Linked DNA regions of Homo sapiens: region 2 is linked to region 1. Evidence: chromatin contacts called from ENCODE Hi-C or POLR2A ChIA-PET data. All regions are on one chromosome and are shown on one strand. Each heading gives the region's core, a stretch centred on a gene start or an enhancer-like site at or near the end of the contact. The rest is flanking DNA. Distances are from core to core; before and after follow the strand shown.

The links. Hi-C counts contacts between places; a loop is a spot of excess contacts on that map. ChIA-PET counts read pairs that join two places held with the same protein, here RNA polymerase II (POLR2A). Pooled maps may share reads with other maps.
Region 2: a loop to region 1 is called in a pooled map, with 3 times the contacts of the local background. The contact joins two enhancer-like sites. A Hi-C loop is called at or near these places in 10 of 37 single-sample maps with no recorded cell type and 6 of 50 pooled maps. POLR2A ChIA-PET finds 5 or more read pairs at or near these places in 1 of 52 experiments (GM12878).

What each region holds. Positions count from the first base shown.
Region 1 is chr6:156,696,246-156,701,055 of GRCh38, reverse strand. No RefSeq gene overlaps it. Among named protein-coding and RNA genes, the nearest start is that of ARID1B, 79 kb to the left of the region's middle. RefSeq lists enhancers at 1,965-2,204, 3,945-3,994. Within about 2 kb of position 2,640, at least 6 of the 41 ENCODE cell types and tissues checked have a DNase peak (open chromatin) inside an H3K27ac peak, as active enhancers do.
Region 2 is chr6:156,916,382-156,921,191 of GRCh38, reverse strand. All of the region lies in intron 3 of ARID1B (AT-rich interaction domain 1B), which reads right to left. Among named protein-coding and RNA genes, the nearest start is that of MIR4466, 140 kb to the right of the region's middle. RefSeq lists an enhancer at 3,678-3,737. Within about 2 kb of position 2,414, at least 3 of the 41 ENCODE cell types and tissues checked have a DNase peak (open chromatin) inside an H3K27ac peak, as active enhancers do.

The DNA of each region.
Region 1 (4,810 bases), core at 1,391-3,890:
TTCATCTCTTGGATGTGGAATTTTCCCATAAAAATCTATTGTTCCCTTGTTTCATCCCTTTTGGAAAGGAATATCCTTCAACTGGAAAAGTGAAACATATCCACCAATTTTAAACGTTAAAAATAACTGTGCAAATATATAACTATGTTTTATCTTCAATTATTATGAAATTATTAACTCGGTCATTGATTTGTTTATTTGGCATGAGACCATGCTGTTCAGGGAATTCCTGCCCATTTCGAGAACCATCTTTCTTGCATTTCTTACTTAATGGGACTAAGCAACTTAGCTACAACTGAAATAATTTTAGCAAATATGAAATTCTACAAAAAAGCATGGCCAACAGAAAGCCTTCATTCACTGTGTTTATGTTGGTACTGATCTTCACGGCATGCTGTTAACTCAACATGAAGCTATGCTTTTTAAAACAATTCAAGTTCAAGGCCATCCCATTTATAACCAGTCATGTTCCAGGCCTATAAAGCATTTGCAATAACAATCCAAACTGGCATATAAGTTAAAGCTCACCCTAGGCAGCTTAAATTTACACGATTAGCCTGGGACTTGCTCATCCTGTAGCATCGGGAAGCCCGACCTCATGATCAAGTGCAATTCACATCTCACAATTCTAGCAATCGATGTACATGGATACACCATTATATTATTATTAAATCCAATTGCTTTGCAATTAACCCAATATGACACCCATACAAATGATTCAAATAAAGAGCCTCACATTTCACAGGGGACAATCAATACAGTGAAATCACAGCTACTGACAATGCCAGCAATTTGGCTTGTTACTTTAGTGCTACATTTTTCTCAGGTTGACACTTCTATTCCCGCTTCTGAATTACAGCTACCATAACTTTCAACTATTGGCAATGCCCACGCCTCACAAAAGCAGAATATTCAACCATGCTTGGCCATTCCTAACCTGTTAGCTGAGTCATGAAAAGTTACACCCAGCCTAAGACGTGCTAAATCATAATTTTTAAAAATTTTCTTTCTTTCCTCCCAAAATGAAATTTGGACTTCTTTTTCTCCAGGAAAAGCTCCTTAATGATGGAAAAGAAAATTATGAGACTTATCAATAGATTAAATAAGTTCTTAGGAAAAATGATTCTTGCCCCTCCCCTTGCATAAAACTCTTACAAGGAGATGCTTGAAAGCAAAACCAATCACAACAGTATCTTTCCCAATTACTATTATTGTTCTTCTGTAGCTTTATCATCTCTATTTTAATTAAGTGAAAGCACTTTACAGTTATAGCCTGATCAAAAGCAACCTTTTAAAAACATTACAACCTTCATTTTATGTCACCCTCTTTTGGCAGATTTTGCCAGTGTATGTGTTTGTCAGACAAGGTGGCTTTTAGCAGCATTTCCCTTCAGCCATTTCTACAGAGTTGGGTGCTGACATTCAATAGATATTTATTGACAGACTATTTGAGCGCTACTTTGTTAAGACCCCATAACTCCTTATTTCAAGTTGACTGAACTTGACCTTATGGAGCATTTAAGACAGGCACTGACCAAAAAATGTATCTTTTCTGTGTCTCTTTCTATATTGTTTCCAAACAGAGACTGGTTGAGTCAGATATGTTTCTATGAGGCCATTTCCATCTACTAAATGGGGGGAATAGAACATTAAGTATGCAGTAAAATGCCTCTGTTTTTTAACATACAGTGTAGACGATTGAAAATAATGACTTACTTAATACGCTAATAGAGTCTCCGTGAATCATACTGTATACATAACGGTGATGAAAATGTTCAGGTTTGAAATTTCTCCCTTGCCAGAGAGGAAACCATGGGGGTGAGTCATGGTTTTAGTGATGACTGGCCTGGGGAAGTGAAATTGGAAAGCCACAGGTTAAAAAAGGAGTGAGGAGTGATTCCTTAACAGGAGTGCCATAGTCATAAACTCCAAGAAGGCAAGAGACAGTTCCTTATGCTGCTCACACCTAGGCAGGAACCTGCAGAAGAAGAGCTCCTGGCGGTTCACCTGCAGGAGAGAAATCCTGAAAGCCCAGGAAACCAAACAACATTTAAAGTCACCTATGGATTGGGAAAAGAAACAGGACTTCTTGCTGGGGGAAGAGCGATAAATGACTGCCTGTAAAGGGGAACACAACTGAATGCAGTCACTCAAGTGAACGAAATTCATTTAAGAGCAATTGGATTAGAGATGGAGATTTACATGGATGACTTTAAAGAAGAGAAGTGTGCAAGAGACAGGAAAGATGCACATCAGTCATTTGCTACAAAACTGTAAACAGCATTGTTAAGTGGGAAAATGGGCCACTAAATTGTAATTAAACTATGACGATAATGTTGTAAAATGTGTGCTATGGGCAAAGACTGATTGGGATTACATAGAAATTAACCTAGTTACTGTGCTCTTGGTAAAGTATTGATGTTATTTGTTTTCCATTGTTAAATTTTGTGGTGTGAACATGAGGGTGGGGGTGGGGAGAGACTATATATAGAGAGTTTAGTGTTAAGACCATGGCACGAGGAACCAGGAAGCCGTCTTTAAGTTTCACACGGCCACGCCAGCTGCGATTGTAACCTCTCTTGAGTCTCAGTGTCCATATATAGAAAGTGAGAATAAGAACACCTGCCCTGCACTAATGGGGTAGTGAAAGCACTTTGTAAATTTGAAAGTATTGTAGGAGATTTTTTTAAGGAATGAAGGTCTGGGTGCTATCTAGATGAGAGACTTAGGAAGTCCAGACCTCAAAAAGTTACACTGACTCTCTTTTCTTAGCAGTCACTGCGGAAGCTGGAGAACATGTGTTATCTCATTTAATTTTACAGTAAAACAAATTACAAACACTTATTGGGCATCTACTAATTGTTTCACTAACCAGGTTTTCCAATACCATTTATAGAACAATCTTCTTGTCCTCCATTGATCTGAAATGCTCCTTTTATCACACACCTGAGTTTATATTTGAACTGCTGTTTTACTGCTCACCGTTCTGTTTTAATTGTTGTAGATTGGTGACTTTTTTAATCTGGTAGGGTAACTTTTTATAGCTGTTGTTTTTTAAAAATAGGATCCAGGGCAGAGAGGGAGCTATTAAGGAAGATAACCAAGCTTGGACTCAAGGGAGTAACTAACCAGCCCAAAGGCACGTTGCAGTGTAGCAGATTCTTAGAAGACATTCTGGAATCAGAGGAAGCTTACTTCAAATCCTGGTGTATGATTTATCATCCACATGACCCAACGTATATCACTTAATTTCTTTAATCTCTTTCCTCATCTGCAAATTGAAGACAATATCAGCTACCTTGAAGTGTCCTGATGTGGATTAAAGTACAAAATGGATGTCAGTTTCTCTAGGACCATGCCTGGCACCCAGCTGTCACATCCTTCCCTTCCTTTGAAAGCGTTCCTACTGGTAGGGACATGGCTTCCCTTTCTTAGGTTTTCTTACATCTGCAAAAAAGGAAGAAGAACAAAGAATGCTCACAGCATTCTGCAGGCTTGTTTCACTGAACGGAGATAGATACATGGTAACTGTCTAGGGGATTTCAGCTGTGCATGTGTATTCTCTCCTCCCTGAACATGGCAGAGCAGAAGATACTGCATGCCATAGAATTCATGAAGGGCTCTGTCATTATCCAGCCATGAACATGGGATGTCAAACCAGGTAGGAGTGCTTGGCGGTACATTCCCCTTGAGGGGAAGTGAAAGGGGAAATTGCCCTGGGCCGTGAGAACTGGCTAGGGAACAGGTGCAGAGTGATGGGGCCTCTCTTCTCTGCCAAGTTTGGACTTTAAGTGATTTTGGGGGCAGAACTCACATTGATGACCTCCCTTTTTGTAGTTTCTTAGAGATTATTGAGTAATATTTAAAAATATTTGATGATTAGAGTGAAGACACGTCACATTGGGCCCCAGAGCAATCTTCCACCTCCAGGAGTGGCCAGGATGACTTTGGAGGGACACCTCTGTCATCTTTTCTCCCTAAGTGATGGATGGATAGAGTCTGATCATAATTAATTTTAATAGAGACCTGATGTGCTGTGAGAGAATCTTGGCCATTCAAATGAAATAGAACTGATAGCCAGCCACGAAAAAAATAATCTCAGTTCTATCTCACCATTGGCTTTAGAACATATTAAGTCTAGTTAAGAAGTATTTATGGAGGGCTTCTGTGCCTGGTGCTATAGAAAGGGATACAAAAAAAGGACCTTGTCTGACATTCTCTGTCTGAATTGGACAGACAAGAAATATAATAAAATAATAATGTACTATCTGTGAGGCCCTGACATATGGTATACACTGAGTTATATGCTCAGTGTGCATTAGCTCTAATTCATTAATTCTTTCCACAAATGTTTCTGGAGTGCCTAGTATGTGCCAGGGATTCTAGTTGCTGGGAGAACCATAGGGCAGAAGGCAGAGCAAGTCCCTGCCTTTGGGAAACATTCTAGTACTTATAAGCAAATGAGTATGCACGATCATTTCAGGGAATGATCAATGCTATAAAGAGCCAGGGGCAGTGGCTCATGCCTGTAATCCCCGCACTTTGGGAGACCGAGGTGGGCGGATCACGAGGTCGGGAAATTGAGACCATCCTGGCCAACGTGGTGAAACCTGGTCTCCACTAAAAAAAAAAATAAAAATAAAAAATAAAAAAAAAATTAGCCAAGCGTGGTGGCGTGTGCCTGTAATCCCAGCTACTCGGGAGGTTGAGGCACGAGAATAGCTTGAACCTGGGAGGTGGTTCAAGTGAGCCGAGATCGCACCACTGCACTCCAGCCTGGTGACAGAGCGAGACTCCGTCTCAAAAGAAA
Region 2 (4,810 bases), core at 1,165-3,664, 220 kb before region 1:
CCTCCAACTTTCCAAGCAAGGTGACTAATATATTCATCCTGAAGTTAATCCCCCACTGCTCTTCCATAAGGAAAGCAGACATGAGAACTACTGCTTTCAAGCAAGGAAGATACACCAAATATTTGGCAACTGGTAAAACAGTGGGGTCCAGGGTCCTGGAGTCCCCCTGCTAATTAATTAATTAATTACTGCCTGTAATCCCTCAGCTACTCAGGAGGCTGAGGCAGGAGAATCACTTGAACCTGGGAGGCGGAGGTTGTGGTGAGCTGAGATTGCACCACTGCCCTCCAGCCTGGGCAACGAGAGTGAAACTCTGTCAAAAAAAAAAAAGAAAAGAAAAGAACAAGAAAAAGAGAAAGAAAAGAAAACCACAGCTGTATACATACCAAAGGGCCTTCCCTGCCCGACTTCCTGACACCATCTTCTTCTGTCTCCCTAGGCTAATGCAAAGAGACATAAACCCATTCCTCTCCCAAAAGCCTAGCACTTTGGGGAAAATCAATCAGTGACCTAAGCTGGTTCTGTTCTTTCTTTTGCAGAAAAAAAGAAAAAGGTGACCACTGCCCACATTAGCAAATGCTAAAAATAATGCTACATTTCAAACATCTGAAGATAATCTTCCTCTGGAATACAATATACATAGAGCTTGTTACTCTAATTAAAAATTTTAAAAATCAAAGAAACTGATGAAGAAAGAACTTTATGTATAAATTATGTTTTATTTCATTTTTCATAGTTTAACATATTGAAATGAGCATGTTAAAGACAAATGAAAGCAGCTGAGAGTAGCAAAAAAACAATCCAGGAAAAAAATAATTCCCCAATTTCCCTTGTGTCAGAATATAAATATCAAGGAAAGAGAATTAGTGAATATATAATGAGCCTCGATGATACTTTTAACTGCACACTGCATTCTCTTCCCAACTTCATCCCTCAATACCAATGGGGGCAGGAGCAGGGTATCAGAGAGGAAGACAGATGGGCTGTCAGGCCCAGGGAGCTGAAGGGGAGGGAGGTGAAGGGGTGCAATGAGGAGGCTTGCTCGGAGAGCGCCAGTTCTACCCAACTTTCTGGTTTAGAAGAGCAGGCTTCTTCTTCCACTGGCTGCTGAGTCTGGGGAACTAGGACTAAAAACTAGAGAACAAGGCAATGTCCACTCATGCGTGAAGACATCTGGTTCAATTCCATAAATCCTCCTCTGGCGGGAGAGAGGGATCACCCACCTACAGTTAGTTATAGCAGTGTTAGGATCAGAGAAGGAGGTGAAGCTTAATTGCTCTTTAGACTAAACCCTCCTCTTAAGGTGTTTGAAGTTTTTCTTTAGCCTTTGATGAAATATATCATTCATTCATTCATTTAAAGAGCCAAGGTCTCACTCTGTGACCCAGGCTGGAGTGCAGTGGTGCGATCAGAGCTCACTGCAGCCTTGAACTCCTGGGCTCAGGGATCCTCCTGCCTCAGCCTCCTGAGCAGCTGGAGCTACAGATGTCCGCTAACACGCCCAACTAAGAAATACATCTTCAACAATCTAAGGTTTTCCTCTCCTGCCTCCATGGTAGACAGTCATGCCCAGCTGATGTGATCTCCTCCACATTTCAGTTAAACTGGGCTAAGCAGCTGCCCAACAGTGTCTGAGATGCTTCAAACCAGGACACAGCTGGCCACACACTCCAGGCCTGCCTGGCTTCCTGGCTACTCTTCTCAGGAGGAGCCTTCCATCCCCTTTCTAAAATTAGTATTGAAAATATTATTACTATATAATTCCTCACTTCCTGGTTTTAATTCTGGTACTAGAAAGAAAAAAAAAACTTAAAATATATGTTAAATATGAAAATGAATACATAGCATTATCAAATTATGATCCAATGCAATTAAATTCCCAATTATACTTCAAAACATATTAAAAAAACACTGAAAGTTTTCCATTAAAAGCCAAAAATGCTTCGATACTAGAAGTGATGTGTATAAAATCTGAGGATTTTTCTCTTGCTTTCTTCTGCTACTATTAAGGAAAAGCAAAGGCCCAGGCAGACATAGTTGCAACTAACTACAGATTCACCCTGATTTCTACAGCAATTAAGAAAACCAAATTCATACCAAAAGACATTCTAACATTCTCAAAATGTTATTTTTCTTCATTCTTCAATGGGTCTTTTTTTCTACTTTTTTTATTTTAAGAAGCTTTCAGGAATAACGCCACCAAAACACACAATAAACTGAAACTGTTAACGCAGCAAATTACACCTATATTCAAAACGAGTGCTGAGCTTTTACTATACTAGTTTTTCCCCCAAGGGAGAAAAAGGGAACAGAGAGAGGAAGGTCACTAGTCCTCATTCCCATCCTCCTGGCATCAGTCATCCTGCCAGAGCGAGCGCAGGCAGGCTGGTGGCTCCTGCAGCCTATCTAACCCCACCTCTGTGCTCCCAAAACCGGCCCCAACACAAGGTTAGAAGCCCCAAGTCAACAATCAGAGTCTAGGAATAGGCCTTGCTCAGCCACTAAGTGACCCAGAAGTTGTCTCCTCGGATGCTTACAAGCTCTTCAAACTTAAAAGGAAATCTCCCTCAGCAATGGTTCAAAGCCTGAGACAACTGTAGCAAGAAGAAAGAAAAAGATTCAAAATTCAAACATAACCCAAGTCTTCACTAATAATATCCTTTAAAACAAAGAATAACATTAACTATATTCTGGTTTTTACTGAGTTAATAGACTGTGTTAATATCCAAAAACTAAGCAATTAATGGCAACAAACTATATATGTCCTTGTTTTTTTGCTCTTATAATAAAATCTTAAAATAAGTGAAATGAACACTTCAGTGGCTTTCCACAGGCCTTGTAAGGTTAATTTTCCCCCAAAATCTGCAGGATTGGCTTATAAATTAAATTTTGGTCTTATTTCTATATAAGAAACAGATTTGCATAATATAAATAACAACAATATAAGGAACTGTTTACCCCACAATGGATCACAGCCTCTGTCCCTAATGTGACTTCTGTGTTCCTTCAATGACTTGAGTGGCATGCTGTTACAAGCTTTAAATCAAAAATATATTTCACTATGTTTTTAGCTTTAAAAAAAGTATTTTTTCTAAGTTAAGCTCCTTTGAAAGATTTTGCTTACTATGTGGATTATGATGGATATTTTATGTTAAAAAATTGAAACCTATTTTACCCCCATGTTCCAGTACTATTTTGTTCTTTTCCAAATGATTGCCCATGTGCCAAGTACTTCCAGTTCACGGCATCTCTTTTAAAAATTGCTGACCAAAAAGATGTCTGAAGAAAGATATTTTAGAAAATATCATTTAAACACCCATCTACCTACTCTCATAAAAGTAGACTCAGATTTCCACTTGGTCCAACTACCAAGTGATCTACTGCTAGAAGTTAACTGCTAAACTAGTACTATTTTCTGTTTTAAATGATATTGAACAATAAATAACCTCATTTCATTTTTAATCACTGAGGCAAAGGCAATATAAATCACCAGTTCCCACCATAATTAATATGCTCCATCTAAATGACCTTGACTGTTAACTGACCTCATTGTCTACTTCAGTATCTCTCAGGAATGGGCATCCCCTCTATTTTCACTAACAAGGAACTGGCCCTATCCCAGGATCACTTCTTCTCTCACCAGCAAAGTCTTCCTCATTCTTCCAGACTTCCTCTGAGACACTTTTATCAACATCTTCTCCTAAGCCTCACAACACTAGAATCACAGCTTGAAACACACCCCTCCCACGGCACCGTCAACCCTCCTGTTCAACTAGGGGCTCCTTTAGGTCAGCAACAACGTCTGACTCAACACTAGATTCCCACATGCAAAACAGTCCCAAGCCCAAAGGGGCTCATAAAATGGTTTATGTTTTGCTTGTCCAACAGACCCTGAGGTAAATAAGTACACTTTCATAATACCCATTATTTCTCTTAAGAATCCGAAACAACTATATCAACTTGAAGAGAAACTATACGTATAAAAGCCAAGTTTGAAATTATGTTGCTGCTTTACACTAAGGTTTTTTAAAAAGATCCATACTCTCTAAAAAAAAAATGGTGACTTCTTAAATAGGGTTACTTGCTACAACTCTTCTCTAAGAAAAGAAAAAGGTTTTTCTGGCTATGAGGGCACAACAGTGTCCCTTAAAGCCATGAAAACAGACAGGGTTGTGCGAGGATGCCAACTGTTCCAGACCAGCAGAAGACCTCGGTCACAAGAAAGGGTACTGACAGACAGCCCCCTGTCTGCGGCCAGGCAACTCTCTTTGAGTTACCTGATTGTTGGAACACTGGCCTTGACACTTAACACACAACATCTGCCAGGAGACGATGGGTGAAGGTTCCTGGAGAAATGTGTGCCTTAACAGGAAAGGAGGTCTCTTCCAGTATCTTAGGAGAGTAAGTCTGAAGCAGAACAGGAGTCAGAGGTAAAAGGAAAACGATTCTGAGTCTAAAGGTACTAGGAGGAGAGAGAAAGGTCATGAGAGCTTGCTAAGAGGGGACCGGGAAGCAGACCTGCATGTGATGCATCGAGACCTGACAACGGGGAAACATAAGGCAAGCAGAAACGTTAGAGCAAAACAAAACAAAAACTAAACCACAGCATTGAAGGAGCTTTCCCCTTCTATATAAAAGTATTAAATCTCGGTTAATGAAGTCTGAGGAAGTAAGCTAGGATGTAAAAATACTTTAAAATGGAAGCAACTTCTTCAAATAGCTTTTTTTAAAGGCCATAAAAATAGATGCTTTTTAAAAGAAGGAAATGACGAGTGTTGGGTAAATAAGATGTCTGATGAACGCACAGTGT